Regions from separate parts of the Homo sapiens genome. Here region 1 is linked to region 2. The links are chromatin loops, found by intact Hi-C in ENCODE. Cell type or tissue: thyroid gland. All regions are shown on one strand. Links, peaks and the distances in the headings refer to the core of each region. The heading gives the core; the rest is flanking DNA. Region 1 overlaps LOC105374873 (a long non-coding RNA gene). Region 2 overlaps FOXF2-DT (FOXF2 divergent transcript).

The links. Hi-C counts contacts between places; a loop is a spot of excess contacts. Peaks named below come from ENCODE experiments on the same cell type or tissue, not always from the same donor. Only the 100,000 strongest peaks of a DNase experiment are listed, where the experiment ranks them.
Region 1: it touches region 2 in a loop (2.4-fold over the local background); 44 of 110 quality-filtered maps call a loop at or near these places.

Annotation. Positions count from the first base shown.
Region 1 is chr6:716,764-728,554 of GRCh38, reverse strand. It overlaps LOC105374873 (a long non-coding RNA gene), which reads left to right. Exons shown (of 3, transcript XR_001743915.2): 3 at 1-719. Among named protein-coding and RNA genes, the nearest start is that of EXOC2, 30 kb to the right of the region's middle. RefSeq lists a silencer at 6,373-6,452. In thyroid gland, for the core only: a CTCF peak has its summit at 6,387 (motif pointing left); a DNase peak (open chromatin) is centred at 6,364.
Region 2 is chr6:1,376,169-1,387,959 of GRCh38, reverse strand. All of the region lies in intron 1 of FOXF2-DT (FOXF2 divergent transcript), which reads left to right. Among named protein-coding and RNA genes, the nearest start is that of FOXF2-DT, 7.4 kb to the left of the region's middle. RefSeq lists enhancers at 2,631-3,410, 3,411-4,190, 9,386-9,899 and silencers at 5,863-5,912, 6,023-6,122. In thyroid gland, for the core only: a CTCF peak has its summit at 5,960 (motif pointing right); no DNase peak of the experiment used is centred there; H3K4me3 peaks cover 728 bases; H3K27ac peaks cover 1,159 bases; H3K27me3 peaks cover 5,886 bases.

The DNA.
Region 1 (11,791 bases), core at 2,078-10,077, 660 kb after region 2:
AACAACCTGAACCCACAAACTACTTCACAAAGAAAAGTCTGAGCAAAATGTAGACAACTCTTAGGACAGGTCTTTGCCATCATTTGATCACACCGTCTATCAACCGATGCTAATCTTCAAGTGTCACCTGGTCTTCCAGGGCAGGTTCCGGTAACGCAGTACAGCTTTGGCATAACTTCAGAACAAGAAATCCCAGTGGATCGTAGCTATCTACTTATAAATTATAATTTTCCCCTATGTAGAAGAAAATATTCAAGACCTATATAATTCACATACTTAGAAAAGAAAACAACTTATTTTTTTCCCTCTCTCAAATTGCCTGGAGGTAAAAAAAAAATGCTAAACGGATAATATCTTTCAACACTGAATTGATTTCTCAGCTTAATTTAAGCAAAGAAATTATGTGCCAGATGGCATAATCAACATGTTCTGTTGAAAGATTGCAATTTTATTCTTATAAGAAAAAATAAGCATTTTTCCACGTGGTCTACTCAGCAGGGAAGAAAGTTTATATATGCTGGCTCTAACAATGCCATCTTTGACGAGGAAAAAGACAATAGCTTTGAATGTATTAACTGATCTGTTTTGAAAGCAGAAATGGTACTTTGTTTTATTCTGCCAAAAGTATTACATAAGACCTATGGTAAGTAACTGGAAAAAGAACTATTAAAATGAATAGTCATGAATATAGTAAAATTTATCTTTGCACAGTTGGGCATTTTAAAGATTTTCTGAAGTGTATTTTATTTCTAATCATGAAATAACTGTATTCATTCAATATCCTGAACCACGGTGCTATAAAATCTGAATATGCCCTTGGCTCCCTCCTCCCAGGGAGGTCATTAAAAGATTTGCCTATCTTGGGGGAGATGGGAACTGCCTGTTTTCACAACTCATTCCATTTTTATGTGACATCTCTATTCCCTACACTTCCATAAAGCACTTTGCTAAGAAACTCGGCCATGAGCTAAAGAGAAAAGCATGATGTTTATAAGAAGGAAGAGTCCAAACAGCATTTGAGCACTCAGAGCTGCAAGGAGGGATGAGGAAAGGGGATGAGGGAAGGGGAGAGAAGGAAGGAGGAGGGCAGAAGAGAGGAGAGGGAACCACCAGATCACAGAGGAAGAAAAGCACAGGTAAAATAATTAGTGACCTTGCTTCTGAAAAATGAGCCCAGGCACGGTGGCTCATGCCTGTAATCCCAGCACTTCGGGAGGCTGAAGCGGGAGGATTGCTTGAGCCCGGGAGTTTTGAGACCAGCCTGGGCAACATAATGAGACCTCATCTCTACAAAATATTTTTTTTTAAGTAGCCAGACACACACTGGTGGTCTCAGCTACTTGGAAGGCCGAAGTGGAGAGACTGCTTGAGCCCAGGAGGTTGAGGCTGCAGTGAGCCTAGAGGGAACCACTGCACTCCGGCCTGAGCAACAGAGCCAGACCCTGTCTCAAAACAAAAAAAGAAGGAGAAGGCCGCCTTGCCTATGACAGGTAAATTATAGATAGAAAATATGGGGATCTCTCTGACGACTTTAGAACAATTTTTGTTTTTTAAAGACAAGGTTTCGCTCTGTCACCCAGGCTGGAGTGCAGTGGCATGATCATAGATCACGGGACTCACTGCAGTCTCAACCTCCAGGTTTAAGTGATCCTCCCACCTCAGCCTCACAAGTAGCTGGTACTACAGACACGTGCCACCATCCCTGGCTAATTTTCTTTTTTAACTTTTATTTTAGGTTCAGGAATACATGTACAGGTTTGTTATATAGGTAAACCCATGTCACGAGGGTTTGTTGTACAGATTATTTCATCATGCCAGTACTAAGCCTAATACCCAACAGTTATTTTTTCTGCTCCTCTCCCTCCTCTCACCCTCTACCCTCAAGTAGGCCCCAGTGTGTGTTGTTCTCCTCTTTGTGTCCATTGGTTCTCTTTATTCAGCTCTTACTTATCGGTGAGAACATGTAGTATTCGGTTTTCTGTTCCTGAATTAGTTTGCGAAGAATAATGACCTCCAGCTCCATCCATGCTCCTGCAAAGCATACGATTTCATTCTTTTTAATGGCTGAATAGTATTCCATGGTGTATATCTACCACTTAAAATGTGGTAGACTGGTCTGCCATTCACGGGCATTTAGGTTGATTCCATGTCTTTGCTATTGTGAATAGTGATGCAATGAACACACACGCATATGTCTTTATGACACAACGATTTGTATTCCTTTGGGTATATATCCAGTAATGAGACTGTTGGGTTAAAAAGTTCCATTTTTAGCTCTTTCAAGAATCCCCACACTGCTTTCCACAATGGCTGAACTAATTTACACTCCCACCAACAATGTATAAGTGTTTCCTTTTCTTTGCAACCTCACCAGCCTCTGTTAGTTTTTTACTTTTTTATAATAGTCATTCTGACTGGTGCGAGATGGTATTTCACCGTGGTTTTGATTTGCATTTCTCTAATGATTAGTGATACTTAGATTTTTTTCATATGCTGGTTGGCCACATGTATGTCTTCTTTCAAAAAGTGTCTGTTGATGTCCTTTGCCCACTTTTTAATGGGGTTGTTTTTTTTTTTCTTGCAAATTTTTTAAGTTCCTTATACACGCTAGATATTAGATCTTTGTCGAATACATAGTTTGCAAAATTTTTCTCCCATTCTTTATGTTTTCTGTTTACTCTGTTGATAGTTTCTTTTGCTGTGCAGAAGCTCTTTAGTTTAATTAGATCCCATTTGTCAATTTTTGCTTTCGTTGTGATTGCTTTTGGCATCTCCGTAATGAAATCTTTGCCAGTTCCTATGTCCTGAATGGTATTGCCTAGGTTGCCCTCAATATAATAAGAGCCATCTATGACAAACCCACAGCCAGTATCATACCGAATGGGCAAAAGCTAGAAGCATTCCCCTTGAAAACTGGCACAAGGCAAGGATGACCTCTCTCACCACTCCTATTCAACACAGTACTGAAAGTCCTGGCCAGCGCAATCAGACAAGAGAAAGAAATAAAGGGCATCCTAATAGGAAGAAAGGAAGTCAAATTACCTCTGTTTGCAGACAACATGATTCTACATCTAGGAAACCCCACCGTCTCAGCCCAAAAGCTCCTTCAGCTAATAAACAACTTCAGCAAAGTTTCAGTATACAAAATCAATGGACAAAAATCAGTAGCATTTCTGTACACCAACAACAGCCAAGCTCAGAGCCAAATCAGGAAGGCAATACCATTCACAACTGCCACAAAAAGAATAAAATACTTAGGAACACAGCCAGCCAGAGAGGTGAAAGACCCCTGCAATGAGAATGCAAAGCACTCTTCAAAGAAATCAGAGATGACACAAACAAATGGAAAAAAAGTCCATCCTCATGGAGAAGAAGATTTAGAGGCTACTGATTAGGAGTTTCAGTGGAAAGTGGGGTCTGAAGCCAAATTGCAGAAGTCTGAGGTGTATGTATGCAGTAAGTAAAGAGACAGCAGATAATGAATCTTCTTTAGAACACAGAGCAATTGTTTTCCTTTTTTTTTTTTCATGGAAGGGAAAGCAAGTGTCTAATATATCATGACAGCCCCATGTTGTTCTCTAAACACTACTATGCATCCTGAATTTTCTTTGAATTTTGCACTCCACTTATTTTACGTTTGGGAGATACTAAATATTGTGTATCCTGGTTTTGCAAACTGAGAAAAGACTTGAGTGCAGGCAGAAAGGTCAGGGAAGAAAGAAAAGGTGTTAGGAGGGCATGGTTGAGCTGGGTTGCCACTATGGGCAACTGGAGCTGGGTCTCACTGAGAGCTTTGGAGGAACCCAGCAGAACACACTTCTGAGGATCATCCCTTGGAAGGGCTGGAAGGTGGGAAATGTATGCTGACGTTCAGTGGGTGCTGACTCCTGCCTCCAAGGACCAAGAGTTGCTCCTAAGGGCATTAACTCCCCTGGCACCTCCACAATGGCTAACTGCTGGCTGAGAAGGTACTTCTGCTCTAGAGAAAGACCGTTGGTAAGCTGAGAGAGTCCATGAGCCCTCGGGAAGGCATGCATGGGGACTGTCCACTATGCTGCAACAGAGGTGGCATAGTGCAGGGCACAGGCAGCATGCCAGTTCCATCTAAAACCTCCAACTTGGCTAATCCTGGAATCCCTGCTCCAGGAGGTGCCATGCTGACTTTGTGCTCTTTCATGTCCCCTGGCACATGGCAGGAAACGCACACACACCTGTTTGAAAAGCATAAACTTAGAAGCTGCATATGTTGGATTCTTTAAAGAAACAGATATCCAAACAGGTGGAAAAAGCCTAGGCCAGGCACAGTGGCTCACGCCTGTAATTCCAGCACTTTGGGAGGCTGAGGCGGGTGGATCACGAGGTCAGGAGATCGAGACCATCCTGGCTAACATGGTGAAGCCCCATCTCTACTGAAAATACAAAAAATTAGCCGGGTGTGGTGGCGGGCGCCTGTAGTCCCAGCTACTCGGGAGGCTGAGGCAGGAGAATGGCATGAACCCAGGAGGCGGAGCTTGCAGTGAGCCAAGATCATGCCAATGCACTCCAGCCTGGGCGACAGAGTGAGACTCCATCTCAAAAAAAAAAAAAAAAAGAAAGAAAAAAGAAAAAGCCTAGACCTTGCAAAAACTGATTCAGTCGAAGCTCAGCTTCCAAAAGTCCAGGCTGAGACAGGGAGGGCCAGGCGGACTTCACTTGGAGATGGAAAGGCAAAATATTGCCTCCAGCAGACATACAACATGGGAGCAGATGATCAGTTCTCCTACTGGTTCCTGCCTGTAATTGCAAAGCCAGGACCAAACCCATGCCTCCGAAAAGTGAATGGAGAAATGAATACTTCCATTGTAGATATCACTGAGACAAATACTTCCTTTGCTAAAAAGCCTAAGTGGTTAATAATTCATACTTTAAACACTGTCATAGTGTTAATACAATAGCACAGGGAAATCAGTGAGAAGTGACTGCATACCCAGTTCCAAACAAACAACTTGACTGTTTCCATACCATCCTCTCTCCATGCCCAGAGGTCCTATTCAGTTGACAGGCATTACACGTTTAACATGGCTCAAAGATCAGTGATGCCCTTGATGAGGGTTATCTTTCCATGTGAAGACTAGCCATGTTCCCTCCCTCAGTCGAAACTGAACTCTGCAGCATCAGGCATGTCCTTTCTTCTTTCTGATGGAACTCATAATGCTCTAAACCCTGTGGGACTCAAAACTTAGCTGTCACGTCAAGAACATCACCTGGAAACTTGTTAGAATACAGATTTTCTTCCACTCCCCAGACTTTATGAATCAGAAACTCTGGGAATAGGGCCCAGAAATCCGTGTTTTTTCGAGCCCTCTAGCAGAGTTGAATGCAATCTAACGTTTGAAACCCACTGCTCTAAATGAGACCCTAAGGAAGGACTCAGCCATGCTACAAAGGCCAGGTACTAGGCAACGGGGCAGGCACGAGAACACATAGGGAAGGCCAAATCCTCATTCTCATGATCTTGCATTCTAGGGAGGGTATTTGTGGGGACATGTAGGAGATGGGCACATATGCTAACTTTCAATAAAAAGTTGAGAAAGGTTGACCTCGGATCCTTGGATAACGCATGAATGTTTCAGGCATCAGATGGTACTAATTTAAGGATCTGGACTGAAAGCATGGAGTCCTTGTGGCTCTGAAAATCCCACAGGACAGTGGCTAAAATTCTAATTGTCAGGATAAGTTCTGTGGTTCTGAACTGACCTGTGGTTTCACAAGAGAAATACCCACAGCTGTAGAGGAAACCACGAAGATCTGGAAACTGCCTGCAGGGGTCAACAGCCGTAATATATTCTACAAACCATCTTAAGGAACCACAGAAAATCATCAAAAGGAAGAAAAATGCATTTCTTGGCTTGGAACTTATTGAATGTTTAAAATCAGGGAATGGACTGGGTAAGAAAGGAAAGACCTCGTGGGCTTTATTTCCATAGAGAAATGGTAGTTGGACTCTATATATTCATTTCCCACTAAGGCTATTTGATAACAGAATACCAAAGAGGAGTTTCTTTCAGAATATATCATTATTGCGTTTTGCATTTTGATTTCATTTTTTCATCTCAAAAGACTTCAGGAACTTATATACCTCTGCAAAAGCTTAACAATATTCATCTTTTTTGTTTAACAGATGTGCTTTTACAAAAGAAATGTTCAAGTAAGGAGAAAACTTCAATCGTCTAACTTTAGCTTTTTGATCATTACCCTTAAATTCGCTGCCTAGGAAACAGCAACAAGTAAGTCATCACTGTTATGAAGCAAAATTGTTTACATTTGGTTTAAGATCCGCCTCCTAAGGAAAGGGCTCCGGCGGCTCCTTTGCGTGCCTGGAGAGGCCTTCGCATGCGCCCTCTAGTGGGTGCTTGGAGCTCATAAGCAAAGGGTCATTTCCAAAGTCTACAGTGGAAATTGACGCTGATTTTCAAATCCAAAAATTGGTCTATCGCTATTCTCCCCAAAAGGGACATTTTTCTTAATCTGCTATAAACATAGTGAAAAGTTGTTACTTCATGGTAAATTATTAGCACGATATTTGAATAGTCATTACATTCATTAAACTATTCTTTAAAATTACAATTATAATGTTAGTACTTGCATTATACATCGTGTTTATATAGTACCATTAAAGTCAAATGGCATTTAATATTCACAGCATAAAAGATAAAAGTATCATATAGTGATATTAGGAGGAAAAATCCTCCTGGTATCATTAGGAGAAAAATTTCTTCTAATGGAAAAAACCTCCATTCCCCAACTTTAGCTTTTTCAGCACCATCACTTGTGCTCCGTGCCTCACCTCACCAGCCGCAGGAGAACCCAGCTCCTTCTGACGGGCCCTGTCTCCTGCACCACCAGTTGGAAGGCTTCATTCCCGGCAGCAGACAAGCAAGGCTTGCTCTAGTTCAGCATAAATAACTCCTTCTTTTACCCCACATCCCTTGGAGATTCCCTACCCCCACTTCTCTACTCTTCTCCACAAAACTTTCCACCTTCTGGCCTCACATTCTCTCTCGAACATGCTCTGGTGAAAGCAGTTTTCATCTTCATGGCTCAGCTAAAATGGCTCTTATCAAAAGCACCAACTACGTTCCTCTGGCCAAATGCAGCGCTCCATCTGGGCCCTTTTCTTACTTCCTAAGTGGTATCTGTGAACGCATTTGCCAATCTCCCTTTCTGTAACATCTAGTACTAACATCATGTGACACATAACAAAATTTTGGTCAATGAGAGACTGCATCTATGATGGTGGGCCCATAAGACAATAAGATACCATATTTTTACTCTACCTTTCCATGTTAAGATACACAAACACCATTGTGTCACAACTGCACATGCTGTGCAGGTTTGTAGCCTAGGAGCAATAGGCTATACTAGAAGTGTCCAATCTTTTGGCTTCCCTGGGCCACACTGGAAGAAGGATTGTCTTGGGTCACACATAAAATACACTAACACTAATGATAGCTGGTGAGCTAAAAAAAAAAAAATTGAAAAAAAATATGTGTTAAGAAAGTTTACAAGTTTGTGTTGGGCTGCATTCAAAGCCATCCTGGGCCACAAGTGGCCTGCAGCCAGCAGGTTGGACAAGCTAGTGCTGTATCAGGTTTGTGCAAGTTCACTCTTTGATGTTCACAAAATGACAAAACCTGTAAATGATGAATTTCTCGGAGTGTGTCCCCATCGTTAAGTAACGCATGACTGCATCGGAAACTTACCCAAGCTAAACTGTAACTCTAAATCGGCACACCCAAACCTGCTTCTCTCAGTCCATGTCACCACCGTCCTCCTGGACACTTAATGCCCCTCTTTCACTCACAAACATATTCCACCTAATAGCAAATCCCAGCAGCTTAACTGCCAAAAGAAACTCTGAGCCTTCCATCCCCTGCCGATTCCTATTGCTGACACCCCAGTGTAGCAGCAACACCTCCACCCTCAGCAGCTAGGACCACCTTAAAATAGAGATAAAATCTTATCATCTCCCAGTTCACAACCCCCCAGAGGCCACCAGTCTAATTAGGATGAAACACACCTCCCATGGCCAACAAGATGCTATATCTAGCGCTTCTCAGTCCACAACACCTGAAATCCCTCTGACCCTGCCTGTAGGCTCCACCCATCTTATCTACTTTGCAAGAGCAGTTTCCTCTACATGGGATGTTATTCCCCTGCATGGCCAGCTACCTCTCATCTTTCATATCCCAGGAGTCCCGTCACTTCCTCTGTCCACTTATCTGACCATGCTACCAGAAGCACCCCTTCCCACCATCCCACTGCCCCTTTCAGAATCTTCATAGCACCCCTTTTCATCCTAAATCATCTCATTAACTTATGCCTATGTTTAAGTGTCTCCACTCACCAGGATAGAAGCTCAACAAAGTCAGAGATATATTTGTGCTCATTCAACATGATTGAGCAAATCAATGAATGAATAAATTCCACTTCTTGTGCGTGGCCAAGTGGCCAGCTCACTGCAGTGGCTGCTGGGGCTCCCTCTTCCCAGCGTGTCTCTGGGTTTACAGCTTGTTTCTGTCTTTCAACACTCCTGTGGTGCTTAGGAACCTGCACCCGTAGTGAGCATCCTCTTCATATTTTCTCCAGTTCTCCAACAGGTGAAGTGCCCTAAAGGGAAGCTCTGACTCCAATTAATCCTATTCCTGGCTCTGGTCCTAAGACAGATGACTTGGAAAGAGTGTAGGGAATGGGTTGATTAGGGCAGACATGAAACCAATATGAAGACTTTTCTAATGGTGCAGGAAGAAGGTAGTGAGTGCCTGAATGAGGGCACCGACAGTGGGGTTGCTGGAGAGGGAAGAGATTAAAGAGATACCATGATTAAAGAGATTAAAGAACATCATTCAAATAGGTATGTGAGGTTAAGTGTATTAGTCAGCTCCAGCTGCTGTGACAAAGTACCAGAGACAGGTTGGCTTAAACAACACGTTTTTGAGTTTCAGAGGCCGCAAGTCAGTGATCGAGATCAAGATCGGCATGCCTGGTTTCTTCTGAGACCTCTCCTTGTCTTGCAGATGGCGCCCCTTGCTGTGTCCTCCCATGGCCCTCATGCCTCTCTCTCTTCTTATAAGGACATCAGTCCTGTTGGATCAAGGCCCTACCCTTCCAATCTCATTTAACCTTGGTTATCTCCTTATAGGTCCCATCTCCACATACAGTCACATACTTCAACATGTGAATGTTGGGAAGACGCAATTAAGTCCATAAAGGAAGGGACAGGTTAAGAAGCATTAGTGGGCCAGGCGCGGTGACTCACGCCTGTAATCCCAGCACTTTGGGAGGCCGAGGTGGGTGGATCACCTGAGGTCAGGAGTTCGAGACCATCCTGGCCAACATGGTGAAACCCCCTCTCTATTAAAAATACAAAAAGTTAGCCGGGCGTAGTGGTGGGTGCCCGTAATCCCAGCTACTCAGGAGGCTGAGACAGGACAATCGCTTGAACCTGGAAGGTGGAGGTTGCAGTGAGCCAAGATCATGCCACTGCACTCCAGCCTGGGCAACAAGAGCAAAACTCTGTCTCAAAAACAAAACAAAAACAAGAAGCATTTGTGAGGATTTCCAAAATTACACGATTTGTCTGATTGCTTTTCATTGCTAGTACAGATGTCTTATTTATTTGCACATTTGTATTAAACACATAGGATCATTTTAGAGGGCAGGAAAACTTTCTATTACCTGGAGATCATCATCTATAGATTGGTTTTAGGACACAGAATCTCTCAATTTCCAACTCACATCCATAAATCCGTTTGTGCCAAATTGTGCACCATTCAGGTGAGTGTGCCAGTGTCACTAGTTTTAAGCAACAGAACCATCATTGCTGACTCTGATTCCTTCCTGAAAGAATAGGAAGGGAACAAGAAAACCATGGGCCTTACAGCAGTGCCAACATGAAAGTGAAGGGTTTGTAAAGCTCAAGCTTGCACGCATCTGGGCGGAGGCACCCTGGCGGCTGCCTTTCTAATACACCATCTGCACTTTCTCACCTGCCTGCTCTCCAGGCCCACTCCGCAAAGGCGTCTGACCTCACACAACACTGAAGCCTCTTGTACAAGTTGCAGCGTCCATGGCTCCAAACTTTACTGGACTTTGTGAGTTGGCCTTGCCTCTTTCTTGAAGCACTGTTTCTCTTAGAAAATGAACACTTAATTTTCTCCAACACTGTCGGCCCTTTCTTTTAACTCCCTTTGCTGACTCTTCCTCCTTTCCCCAAGCTCTCAATGTTTCTGATCTCTTTCAGGAGTCATGCTTTAAAGATCGCATCTCTATTTCTAGTTCCTTTTTCCCTGGGACCTTCAGATTCCTATGTCCAGCTCAACACCTCTGTGTATAAGTCTGATAAACATCTTAAACTGAACACTTCCGAAACAGAATTCCTAAGATTTTCCCCAAAATTCACTCCTCCTCCAGTCTTCTCCATCTCAGTAAATGGCACCAAATTCACCTAATTGCTTAATTCACCAATAATAGTAATTACTAACACATATATTCTTATTGGAGGCCAGATTGTGTTCTAAACACGTGTGTGTGTCCCATGCACACTCACAATCCCCAGTCGAAGGAGATACTATGATCATCCCCATTTTACAGATGGGCACAGACAGGTTAAATACCTTGCCCAAATTTACACAGCTAGTAAGGAGCAAAGACAAGACTTGAACGACGTAGGCTCTTATCATCTCCTAACCCTAGGGTTACGGTTAGTCTTTGCTCGTAAGCACTACTATGCTGTAATAGTTTATCTTTTTTCTCACCCTCCTCACATTCACTCCATCAGCAAGGCCCCCAGTTCTACCTGCAAAGCACAGCTCAAATGCACCTGCTCCTCACATTTGCCTCCACTCCTTTCAGAGCCATCACCATTGCAGGCCTAGGCTAACGCAAACGCCTGCAAATTCTTCTCCATGTTTCAGACTCTTGCAACCCTATAGCCGATCTCTATACACACAAATCATATCATCCTCTCTCCTGCCCATCAAAATCCCACAATTCCATCCAAACTCCTCACTGTGCAGCCCGTGGTATCCGCCCTGACCTGCTTCCTGCGTAGCTCATCGACCTCCACCCCATTGTTCTTGCCCTCTTTTTCTGTGATTGCCTGGAGGACCACTTTGCTCTTCCTGGATCACATTCGTGTATGCCTCAGGGCCTTTGCACTTCCCGGATCACATTCGTGTATGCCTCAGGGCCTTTGCACTTCCCGGATCACATTCGTGTATGCCTCAGGGCCTTTGCACTTGCTGGTCCTTTCCACTTAGAACACTTCCCTTCTCCCCTGAATTCTTACGACTTACTCACTTCATTAGGTCTCTTGCCAAATGTCATCTCCCTCAGTTGTTTCCCATGACCTCCATGTGAAATAGGCCCCCTGCCCTCCGGTCAGCCTTTATCTCCTCCCCTTGCTCTCTGCTTTCTCAGTGAATGCTGCCCCGTCGGGCATTATATTAAATATGCAAGTGCTCATTATCGCTCTCTCCCTCTGGAACGCCTGTGCTACCTCTGGGCAGGGAGGAGTGTTGCCTTGTTTCAGGTTCCTCACTAGAGCCTAGACCTGTGTCAAGCATATAATTAGAACTCAACACATGTGTCTTGAATGAATGAATCTGCTGTTTTTTGGTTTCACGTTTTCTATGTTGGGCTTCCTTTTTGCCTTTGTTTCTAAGGGAAGTGTTTTGTGGGCAGTGGAGGCGCACATTCAAGTGACACGCGCACCAGCTCTCCCCGGCCCAGACTCTGCTCGTTCCAGCGC
Region 2 (11,791 bases), core at 1,307-9,306:
CATCAAACCCTGCCTGGATACCACACACAGAGACCGAGTGTCAGTTTACTGCCCTGAGCCGGCTCCTTCTCCCTAAGCTCCACAGTAATTAGACAAAGAAAACCTAAATTAGCTGAACAGGCGTCGACAGCTTCCTCCAGAGCACCCCTGGTACCTACATGGGAATGTGTCCGAAAATGGCTTGATTGTAGCCGAGAGTCAGCTAAGAAAACACCGCCAAACCGAACTCAGTTTACCACTCATTTCCAATAGAAAAAAGAAACAAGTCGCTCTTTTCCGGGTGGGATGTTTTGATTGGGTTGGGGTAGGGCTTCGCAGTTGTTTCCACTTTCTAAGAATTTCTGACTGACTGCTGAGCGTTTTTGGGGGGTGCGTCCCCATATATTTCATGGTATTTTTTTCTCTTGCCCTCATTTGTCATTTTGTGTGGAATAACTTAAAAATACATAACTAAATATGAAAGTAAATATAATGTGTTCACTAAACCAATGCTCTAAGTGCCTAAAATATAATTATTTTCATAAAATAGAAGCTGGAGTGGGGAGGACAGATAGGATCTTAAAGGAGCTCTACTGACATAGAGTTCAGTGTGTGTGTGTGTGTGTGTGTGTGTGTGTGTGTGCTTTAAATGGAAAGAGCCCAGGGGAGAAGCTTGTGGGGGAAAAGGACAATTATCTCATTTGTAGGTGGGGGCGGTGGGCAACGGGCTTTGGAAACATTCAGTACTCATTGTCACTTAGCCATGGACTCTCTCTGATTCTCTGTGCCTGAAAATTATATGTATTTGGATCTCAGGGAATACAGATCCAACTTGTTAAGAGCAGGCCTTAAAAGGTTTTAGGACCCGGAGACTGAAGAATAAAAGGCGCTAACCTTAAAATCCAGGCAGGACCAGTGATAACCTTCTATACTAGTAGCTCCCAGTTTTGGGGTTATGGGGTCATCCTCTGAGAATACGATGGAAGCTATGGAGCCAGTTTCCAGAAAAATACTTCCAACTTGCCTGAGATTTTAGGAAGTCCACAGGTACTCATTAAAACAAACAAGGAAACAAGCAAAAAACCCCAGATTCTTTTAGCTTCTACCAATTCAGCTGGTTAAATTATGAGGGATTTTTTTAAAAGGCTCCTTTCTCCATCCAAGCAACAGCAGTATCCATTTTACCTAAACTCTAAACTTGCAAGAAATCCCACTTAGAGTGTGGTGAGTGTTATGAGGGCCGGCCAGGTCGTGGGAAGGCAGTGGACATTGGAGAGCAGTTAGGGCCAGGAGGCGGTCAGCTGACTGGAAGCCTTCCCTCTCTGTAGGGGTCTGCATACTGCCCCTGTAGACCCTGAACTCCAGAAAGATAAGCAGCTTGGGGGCCTTCTTAAGTTATATCAGCAGGAAGGCTCCTCTCCAAAACTCTTTCTTGGATACCCCACTTCTGCTTCTGGAAACTATTCTCATGGCATAGACCACCACCACGTCTACAGTGACTAAACCCTGCATCTGTTTGTTACAGACCTCGCAGGTACCATCTTGTCACCCACCAAGTGGCCCAGGTATCATCATCCTCCTTTTGAGGTGAGGAAACTAAGGCTCAGAGACTGGGTGACTGGCTACAAGTCACGCTGGGGCAAGTGACAAAGCTGGCCAGCAGCCTGGGCCTGGAACTCCAAAGTCAGTGTTCCTTCCACTGCATTACAGCAAAGCCTCTCTGAGCTTTGTTTTAATCACTGATATATACAAATCTCTTGAGTAAGAATGTATGTGATAGCAAATTATGTCAATTTCTGTATCCCTGGGAGGAATACCTTAATTTCTGGTTAGCAGACAGGGTTTAAAAGGAAAGCTGTGTTTGTCTCTGAAACAGAGCCTTGCTTAGGATGGCTCCCCCACCCCCCTACTGGGGTTCCTTCTTATGGGGGTGAGCTCTTCACTCACTTTCACTCCCTATAAATAACATGAATCTTGACATTTTTTTTCTTACGGGAAGGGAAGGTATGGTTCATATAAATGAGTCTAGATCAGCCCAGGCAGTCCTTGGTTAACCAAAACTATGCAGCCTCCGCCGCGATGGGTCCTCTCTCCATCCCGCTTTGGTTGACTGTCCCGTCTGGGCTGCGGGTTCCTTTCCCCTCCAACCCTTTAGGTCCCACCCCTGCCCCAGCGCAAGGGAATGTAAACTTCAACAAGCTTGGGTTTCTCCGATTTTGTTCTGTAATCGGCGTTTTATTCTAGGAAATCTCCTCATTATTGCGGTTTAAATTCTGTGTTCTTAGCATGCTTCCTCTGCTTCGTGGGTTTCACATGAAATGGCTTAGACTAAACCAGTCACCGACAGGAGAGACGCATCCGCACCGCACTGTTTGCGGCCATCTAAGACGCACCCCTCCCTGCCTTCCGCCTGGGCCCGGGAGGAGGGAAGCCTCTTCCCAATTCAAAATGAGACTGACCCCTGTTTTCGCTCTGTATTTAGGCGCAAAGTTAAGTCGTGTAGAGGATTCTCGAACTCCTGCGAGGCCTTTCTAAATGTGGACGGCGAGAACTCAGTGCTGGGGCCTGGGGGTGTCAGCGTGATTGAGGAAATGCTGGAAGAGCACCAGCCTGCACGCTGCAGAGGCCTCTTTAGAAACTTCACATAACAGCAGAAGATGCGGACGGGAACAGCAATAGGAGGACGCGCGGAGGCGGGGGTTGGAGAGAGCAAGGTGGCCGGGAGTGGGAATTTCACACCTCTCCTGGAGTCTGCTCTCCTTCCTAGGTCCAGAAACCCCCAGACCTCCGGGCCTGAACACCAGCCACCCAGTTCCCAGTGTTTATTTGGATAGAGTCTTCCGCTCTCCAAAGGCTTGTGTCCCGGTCAGGGCTCTTTTTATAGCCACCTTCATGAGAGATCTCCCAGTAGCCCCAGATCTCCTGGCCTGGGCGGTGGGCACGACTCGATGACCCACTGGCCAGGTCTGAGGGTGCTTGAAGGGGGAAAAAGGGGTCCAATCTACGAGACCCTCAAGCGAAGACCGGCCTCACCCCATTTCCGCACTTCCCAAATTGCCGGGCGCGGGTCCCCTCGGTTGCGAGACCAAAACCTTGGGATGATCCCAGGAGCCAGCCCAGCGGCCTGCAGGCCCCGATCCCAGTGCGCAGGCCGCGGTACCAGGCGGAGCACCTCTTCGACTTCGCCTACAGCCCGCTGCGTTTAGGGGTGGCGAGTTGCGGGGTTGCGGGGAGTGAGTGGAGAGCAGAGGCGGCCCGCTTTGTCCAAAAGGCAGAGAGAAGGGGCTTAGGTTGGAACAGAGTCGGTCTGCGTCTCCCAACGGGGGAAGAAGGGGGGGCACCCAGCGGCTAAAGAAAATAAGTCAGGAAGCCTGTACCGCAAGTATTCCTGGAAGCAAGTGTGGGTGCCGGTGGCCCTCAGCATGTTAACTTTTCGCCCACTGATGCTGCTGGAAGGGACGTCCCCATGCTTTAGGTCGCAGGACAGAGCTTGCAGATGCCTTGGAAACCGGTAGGAGCCAAGCTGCGTCCTGGGAGACCCCCGAGCTCTGCACACCTTCCCTCCGCCCTCCCGGCTGTGGCAACGCTCGGGGGTCGTTTAGGGGTCCGCGTGCCTTTTGCTCCGCGGCCCCCGGCCTCGGATCCCCTCCTCCCGCCCGCCTTCCCAGGCTGGGGAGAAAGATGGCTAGGCCGCGCACACACGCTGGGCAGGGTTGGAGGGGCCGCGGGGCCCACCCAGGAGGCGCCCGCGGGGCCTGAAGAGGTCACTCCGGGCACTGCACGCGGGAGGGTGCGCGCCGAGGGCTACGGAAGACACCAGCCAAAGGCGCCCGGAGGTCGCCAGGCCGCGCCTGCGATGCCCTCCAACCGAGACCAGAGGCTGGCCGGCTGCGGCCGCGCGGGGAAGCGCCCTGGAGGTCCCAACCCAGCCCGGGCAGGGCTTTCTTCTCCCGTCTGGCTGGTCTCCTCCCCGCTGCCCTCCCTTCCCCCAAATAAATAAATATTTCCGAGGGCGGCGAACTCGGCGGGGCGCCGGGTCCTGAGCGCCTGGGCGATAGATGAACTTCCTGGCGCATCAAAACTCCCCTCTCGTCCTCCCCGCCGAGCTCAGGATATGGGGCGCGCTCGCTTCTCTTCAGAAAAGGAAACGTAGCTCTTCCAAAAATATAAATCAGCTCTGACGTCCAAATATTTCTTTTGTCCTCCAGCATCCTCTGTGGGGATAAATAAAACGTGCTCGGCGCCCAGAGGCCGACTAGGGACCTCAGGGCGCCCCGACGCCGCCTCCGAGAAGCTGCTTTGGGGAGCCCCCCAACCCCACCCCTCCCCGCAGCCTGGCCAAAGGCCCCGGGCCCCGGATGCGGCCTGACCTTCGGGCGGGCTGCGGCGGCGGGAGGGAGGGACACAAGCCCTCCGCGGAACCCCGGCGGCCTGCGAAGGCGAAAGGCGCCCGAGGCCGACCCAGTCGGGGAGGGGAGCTCGTTCGCGATGGGCCAAGAGAGGCCGGGGAAGCTCCGGGCGCGCCCTAGATGAGTTTGGGCCCCCAGGCTGCCTCTCCAGGCCGAGCTGTGCCAGGGAACCTACGCCCCCTCCCCTTCATTTCCGTCGGAGTTTCTGACCCCAGGGCAGCCTCCTCCTCGTGGGGACCCAGAGTAGTTCAAGTTTGGAGCACGGAGGGCCCCGACTGCGTCTTTTCCCAGCCGAGGCTGAGGCCGAGGCTGCTGCTCCTCCAGAAGCCAGTCGGCTTTGCGGCCTCAGAGGACACCACTGGCCTGGGGCGTGGCCCTCGAGGCTCTCCGCCCGTCAGACCTGGGGTCGGCTTGAGCCAGGTGACCCTTTCCAGCACCCCTGCCTCCCAACTCCCGCCTCCACCTTGGGGGAGGTGGACAGGTTTTCTGTAGCGGCTTGGAAATCTATGCCAAGGTAAACCACATGCACGAGGGTGGTTGAGATGCAGGGTTCTACAGGGGCTGAAGGGAGATCCTCCTAGGGGAGCACGGTGGCTGGAGGCGTGTCCGCACCTCCACTCCCCTTCCTGCTCCCCTGACTCCAAGGCGCTGAGAGCCCACGGGCCTTTCTGCTGCCCTCCTTTCCCAAGAAATCGCCCCATGGCACCCACGCGGCCAGTCTGCAAGGCTTTGGGGGTCAAACGGCCCAGGCAAGGAGAAATCTCCATCTGCTCAGGGGGAGCTCATCCTCCCCTCACGCCCTGTGCCCCACACCGAGGACTGTGTTCCAGGCCTGGGGCCTCGGGGCTGCGCGGCGGGGGCTGGTCTCCAGCCGCCCCTTCTCTCCAGGGGGGTCTTTATTGATGAGCTGCCTCGAAAACCCCCACCCAGAACGTCCCAGAAGGGTTTAGACAATCCATCACCCACCACTTCAAGGATGCTTCCTCCCTTTCAAACACAATCCTCGCACACCAGACGGGCTGCGGTGGGGAGGGGCGCGCACTTGAAAAGAGAACAGCTACATAATCAACGTCAAAGCCGTCCCGCAACCTTTCGGAAACAGGGACTTGGGCCAAAAATCCCTCAGGATGATTTACGGGGGCCCCCTCGCCCTCTCCGCCTGCCTCCACGTGACTCTGGCCCGCGCCCGCACGGCAGCCGCACACCCTGCCCCGTGCCAGGCAGCCCCGGGCCCCTCCGCGGGGAGTTCGTGTTTTAGGAGAAAGTGCTTTTTTCTCTTGGGGCCCGGGGGAAAAGGGGTCTCGGCCTGGCCAGAGAGTGCTTTGGTGGCTTGGTCGCGGTATCCTCGTGGGTGAACTGCGAAGGCCGGGCCTGGCCTCTTGGAGTCGTCCCACGCAAGTCACCTTCCCTCCCGCCAGAGCCCCGGGATTGCGCGGTGCGGGCTGCGCCTCCCTCTCCCCTCCGCGCTGCGCCTCCCTCTCCCCTCCGCGCTGCGCCTCCCTCTCCCCTCCGCGCTGCGCCTCCCTCTCCCCTCCGCGCGGGAGCGGGAAGAAGCCGCAGTTCCTCCGGCTTCCGCGGGGTGGCGCCAGGCTCTCGGGAATCGCGGCCCGCGGGGCTGCCCGGCGCGGCCGTCACCTGCTCGCGGCTCCCGGCGCCCCGCGACCCGTGGCCCCGCAACCCCTGCAGCCGAGGCCGGCCGGTGTGTGACCCGCAGGCGGGCAGGCTTCTGCAGCATCGCCTGTCTCGCGCTCGGCTGGCCCGCTTAGGGCACGTCCCGCGTTCCCGCCCTACCCTACCCGGACCCGCAAGAAGAGGGGGCAGCCGAGTCGCGCGTGGGCACCTCTCCGCGGGACGCAAGCGTCTTTAGGCTTTGCTGAAGAAACGATCATTCAGTTCCGTTATTTGGTTCTCTGAAGCAAGGGACGGGGGCTCTGTGTCTTCATTTGTAAGTTGTCCCGGAGCTCCTGGAGGTGCCCTGCGGTTTGGTGGAAAACAAGCAAATCAACAAATCATCCCACCCGCCCGCCCTTGGAGAAGCTGGATTCGGCCGACTCTGCGCGGCGTCAGCATTCTGTCCCTGAGGAAGTACCTCGTCTTTCGGTGGCTACAGGGACAGAAAGACAGCGATTTTTAAAAATTGTGATTTTTCATTTCTTTTAGCTTCTTAAGAACACCCTTGCAGCTGTCTAAACTCGTCCTGGTAGAAGTCTGCAAGACAGGAAGGAGCTTGAGGGGTCGTTGTGGGGCCGGCTTGATACAAAGGGGAGGCACCAGGTGGATCGGGGCGTCTCAGCCGGGGCTGCAGGATCTTTTTATATTTGTTATTACGAAAAAAGTTTCATAGTATACCAACGTGGAGCGAGTATACGCTCTCATACGCCCATCACCTACATGTAACAGTTACCAAGGTTTTGCCACACTTGCTTCATTCATCTTTCTGTTTTCATTTCTTGCTGAAATATTTTAGAGGAAATCTAGACATCATGTTTTAAAAGCGCACTTTGTAACTCCTCTCCACATCTCCGGTTCTAGCTCTCATACCTAAGATTACATTTTGGCATATGCACGCACACCTTCCCATGAGGAATTTCAAAATAGGGCTGAGACATTGTTGTGGATGTGTATTTTACAAACAGAACTCTCCATTTCCCCAGGTGACTTACAGCTCTGAGTTTCTTGGCTTTCTTCTGGCTGCTGGATCTCCAGAAAGGCTGGCAAATGTTCCCTCCCCCACTCTCACTGCAGGCCGGGTACACGCAGTGGCTGTAAACGGTGAAAAGGAGTGCTGTTTCCTTCAGTCACCAGAGTTAATCCCAGGATGCCTTCCATATATGCCCGACAACATAATGTATCACAAGAGCACGTGTCCTTTGAAAATATCTGCAGGTATGCATTGTCCATGTGCACCGTACAACAGTTTCCAAATCATTTTTTTCCTGACAGTGGCTAGCTGTGGAAGAATTTTTCATATCATCTGAAAGTGCCTGAGGGAGAATTTCAGACTAGGCTGGAGAGGTGAAGGAGTCATGGGGAGTGGACCACGGAGCATGGGAGATAAGTTTGGCTTTATATCCAGCCCCCTGCCCCGAGGACTCCGTACACATATTTCACAAATAGTTGTTTATTGATTTATTTGTTGTTTTTGCCCCCCAACAATCCATGTTGTGCTCTTAGCATTTCCCTCACCCCCAACGCCACCCTGCACAGATGAGTGGCGATGCGGTGGTCACATTGCCCTCGTTTACAGTCTGAGAAGTGCACCTGCTCCTGATTACCTTAAGTCACTTAATAATGTTTCTGGGCTTGTTTCTGTTTTATGGTAAAATGGGGATCAGGAAAACAAAAGTAAGAAAAAATGATGCCCCCTCCCACAGTTATTATAAAGGTGAAATAACGGTTATAAAAAGGTATTAACATTCTGACATACACACATTTATAGTTATTTTTGGTTCAATCCAATAAAAACACTTTAGTTTTAAGGCACCCTCTAAGTTTCACGGTACTTGGGATCTCTCATTCCCTGGGTAATCTCTCATAGGCGGATTTGGGTTTGTCTTTAATGAGGAAAATATGGGTCCATTGTCTACAAGTGTGAGCCTGCCTATGAGGACCGGGGTCCCTGGTCTCCGGGTGTTTTCGGGCTGTGGGTTGGTTCTCTAGGGCTCCACTGCAAAGAGGGAGCTCTGGGAGAGGGAGAAGGAGAGGGGATGTTTCCCTTGGTTGGACCTCGAGGTTGGTTCCTCCAGGTATATCAGATTCCTTTGCAGCACTGGGGGTCCAGCCACAGACAGCCGGTCTGCATTCGAGGAGTCTTCTGCCCCCGAAATCCCATCCGGCAGAACGTGAAAGTGCAGTGGAAAGAAAACTCGACTGCGCAGCTCGCAAGGGCGCCTCGCGGGTTCCTAGCGGACGTGGCCGACCGCAAAGCCGCCACCGCGTTTGCTTATTTCAGGCGGGACTTTCTTTCTCTCCATCCTATGTTCCCTTTGCAAAAGATGCAGGCTCTGGGCCGCCCTGTGGGAGGCGGCGGGACAGCGGAGGACCCTCACCTTCCACGCGCGCCACAGCGTGGCAGGAGCCCGGCGGCCGGCGACTGTCTTCCCCCCGAGTACGCCAGGACACCAGGGGGCCCGGCACCCCTACTCTACCCTGTAGGCTCGCAGCCTGGCTCTGAAAGTGGAACCTGCAGTATGAAATACTAAGCACGTCAACGCTTTTCCCAGTTCATTTTTTTTTTTCTGTGCTTTCCACCCTCCCTCCTGCTCCAGAATACCCTGCACTTACCACCTACGTGATCTGGAACAAGTTACTTTGTTTCTGCACCTCGGTTTTTTGACTTCTACGATTGGGATCATTATAATGCCTAACAGTGTTGCTGGGAGGATTAAACGAATTAATACAAGCCAAGCTCTTAGAACCGCGTGCGGCACGTGGGAAGCGCTCTATAAACGTCGGCCCTGAAACTGACGGTGCAGAGTCCTCTGAACTCGGTCCCGCGTGGGCCGGCGCGCCCCTACGGCTTTCCCCGGGGTGGTTTCGGCCGTGGCCCGCAGAGCTTGGGGAGAATTGGGTCCCTGCGCCTGTCCCAGCCCCAACCAAACTCCTGTGCTTTCAGGATTTGGTTAAGAATTGAGTTAGGCACGGAGCAGGGAGAAAGTACGAAAAGTCGGGGCAGGACCCCGGAGCCGCCGGCTTAAGCCGGGAGCGCGGCGGAGCGAAGCAGGTGCACGCGGGCTGGAGCGCGTGGCTGCCGCGGCGCCGGCCGCAGCCGGGGTCCTGAGTGCTGTCGCCTGTCTAGTTCTCCAAGAGGGGCCTGGTGGGCGGTGTCGGACTCAGCGCTGCTTCTCCAGGCCCCGGCCGCGCCACCCCCGCCGGCTCCATGCCCCGAATTGCTGGGGGTGCGGAGTGCTTTCTGCAGCTGGGCGCAGTGGCGACCCCGGTGTGGGAGAACGCCTTCCGCGAGGGGTGGCACCGAGGGCGGCGTCTAGAAGCTGCAGGTGGAAAGCAGGGAGGCAATTTCTGTTTTAGCGTCTTCTCTTCCATGTCCGACCCTTAGCCAGGTTCTTCCCCGGGTGGGACTTGTCTCCAAATTTTGCTTGGAAAAAGCAGGCGGTAAACGGTCGCGTTTCGGCGGTCGTCTTTTGCTTCGAGGCCGGCGCGGGCCTCTCCAGGACTCGCGAGGCGGCACAGGGCAGGGAAGGGCAGGCTGACCTCACCGTGGGCGAGACCGGCCCCGGCAGCGGCGGCCGCCGGGCGCGAGGCGCGAAACCTCAGGCAGCGCAGCCGCCGCCGGGCACCGCGGGCTTGGACGGCCTTCAGAAAGGGGTCCGGACGCGGCCGCTCCGCCGAGCGAGGAGGGCGGAGAGGGAGGGGAAGTGACCTCTTGAACCTCATCAAACGCAAATGTTATAAGAAGCTTGTTAAGGAAAGAAAAGCGGAAGGGCAGGGAAATGGAGAAACGTGGAGTCCACCTGAGGCTTGAATGGCCTTTTTAGAGTTCCAGGCCCCTGGGATTTGCAGACTTCTCTGCGGTAGACCGACTATTGGTGATGGACTTTGCATTTTCCCGCAGGAGGGTGAAGCTGCCGGCCGACTTCCTCCAATATGCATATTTTACATATATAAACACCTTTGCAGTTTTATAGCCATTTAAATAAACCATTCACATAAACTCTTAACTCTTAAAACGATCCGCACAAAATAGCTTTTATCTCAGATCATTTTCACTCTTCTTTTAATTACTGGCTTTTGTAGCTTGGGTTTTACCTCCAGGCTGGTGGCCAAAGTGTTTTTACGTCCAACTAGGCCGTCTCTTCTACGGTACCTTAGTACCGCAGTAACTTTCCCTATCAACATGGACACAGACTAGAGTCAACCTTTAATTTTCTCAGTTGGATGGGTAATCTATTTTTGGGAGAAGCAAATGTCCCCTTCGTTTGGTCCTTGTTGGTTCTTCGTTAGCGAGGGAGAATGCCGGTGGGGCCTTCAGCAGCAGCATCCTAACAGTGTTGCAGCGGTGACTAGTTTTTGGCTTTAAAAAAGACAGACCCGTCGGGCGCGGTGGCTCACGCCTGTAATCCCGGCACTTTGGGAGGCCGAGGCGGGCGGATCACGAGGTCAGGGGTTCGAGAGCAGCCTGGCAACACAGTGAAACCCCGTCTCTACTAAAAACACAAAAATTAGCCAGCATGGTGGCGCGCGCCTGTAATCCCAGCTACTCGTGAGGCTGAGGCAGGAGAATCGCTTGAATCCGGGAGGCGGAGGTTGTGGTGATCCGAGATGCCACCACTGCACTCCAGCCTGGGCAACAGAGAGAGACTCCGTCTCGAAAAATAAACAAATAAATAAATATAAATAAAAAAATAAAAAAGACTGACTTGCTTGATGAGCCAGATATTCACCTATTTAGTCTTCAAGTCTCTAGACCTATTATAAAATATGTCAAGCACCTGAGAAGCTGTGAGCGGTTACCATATGTCAGCTTTTCATTCAGCAGAAGGGGAGGGGGGCTCCTAAAGTTTTTTTTCTCCCTTGAAAGGGAAGGCTGTTTGGGGACCCGAAAATATAAACAAAACCTCCAGAAACCCATGTTTTGGAACAAAATGGGTGTGGAAAGCTAAGCAGGCCAGTTGGGCAGACAGGATTTGGGGATGGAGGCTGAGGGAGGCAGGGGACTCTGTAGAACCTGTGGGTAGCCGTGCCTGTCTGAGTGAGGGGACAGAATGACAGTCTGTGCTGGTGGCAGAGAAAGGGACAAGCGAAAGAGGCAAGGAGTGGCAGATTCTCTTTAGGAGAATTTTCCATCTGGAAAGAAGGTTTATGCATCCATCACCCATCTCTGGTAAGATGCTTGGTGTAGGTGGAAGGGCGTATGTTGGCATTGGCCTGAGGGAATCTGCCTTACTGAGCTCGGCTAAAAAGGAATTTAATAAACTTCTTTTGTTTTGTGGTTTCTACCTATGGAAAACTTTTCTGCAGTTGGAGGGCTCTCAGAAGAGATCCAAGACAGGAAACCTTTCCATTTGTAAATCAGTTACAAAAAATATGCAGTTGAGTTAAGCATTTTATGGCAATAGGAATTTAATAAAAAGGGAAAGAATATAGCTGTATAGAGTAGGTAAGCATGACTGGAGAATAAATTTATTCTTTTTGTTTGTTTCATTTTGTTTTTATTTGCTAACACCAGAATGTGTAATTTCATAGCAATGGAAAAATAATAAGCAATTTTGGGTGTCTCAAATTCATTATAATGTATTCCTGAACCCTTTCTAACTAGGATATTATTTTGAGGCCAAAACTGATTGATGTCTAGACTTTGGATGTCTCTACAAAGTGAGAATTGGAGCTGGCAGTGTCATAACACCACTTGAAAACATTTCTTCTGGCCTTTATTATTTGCACTT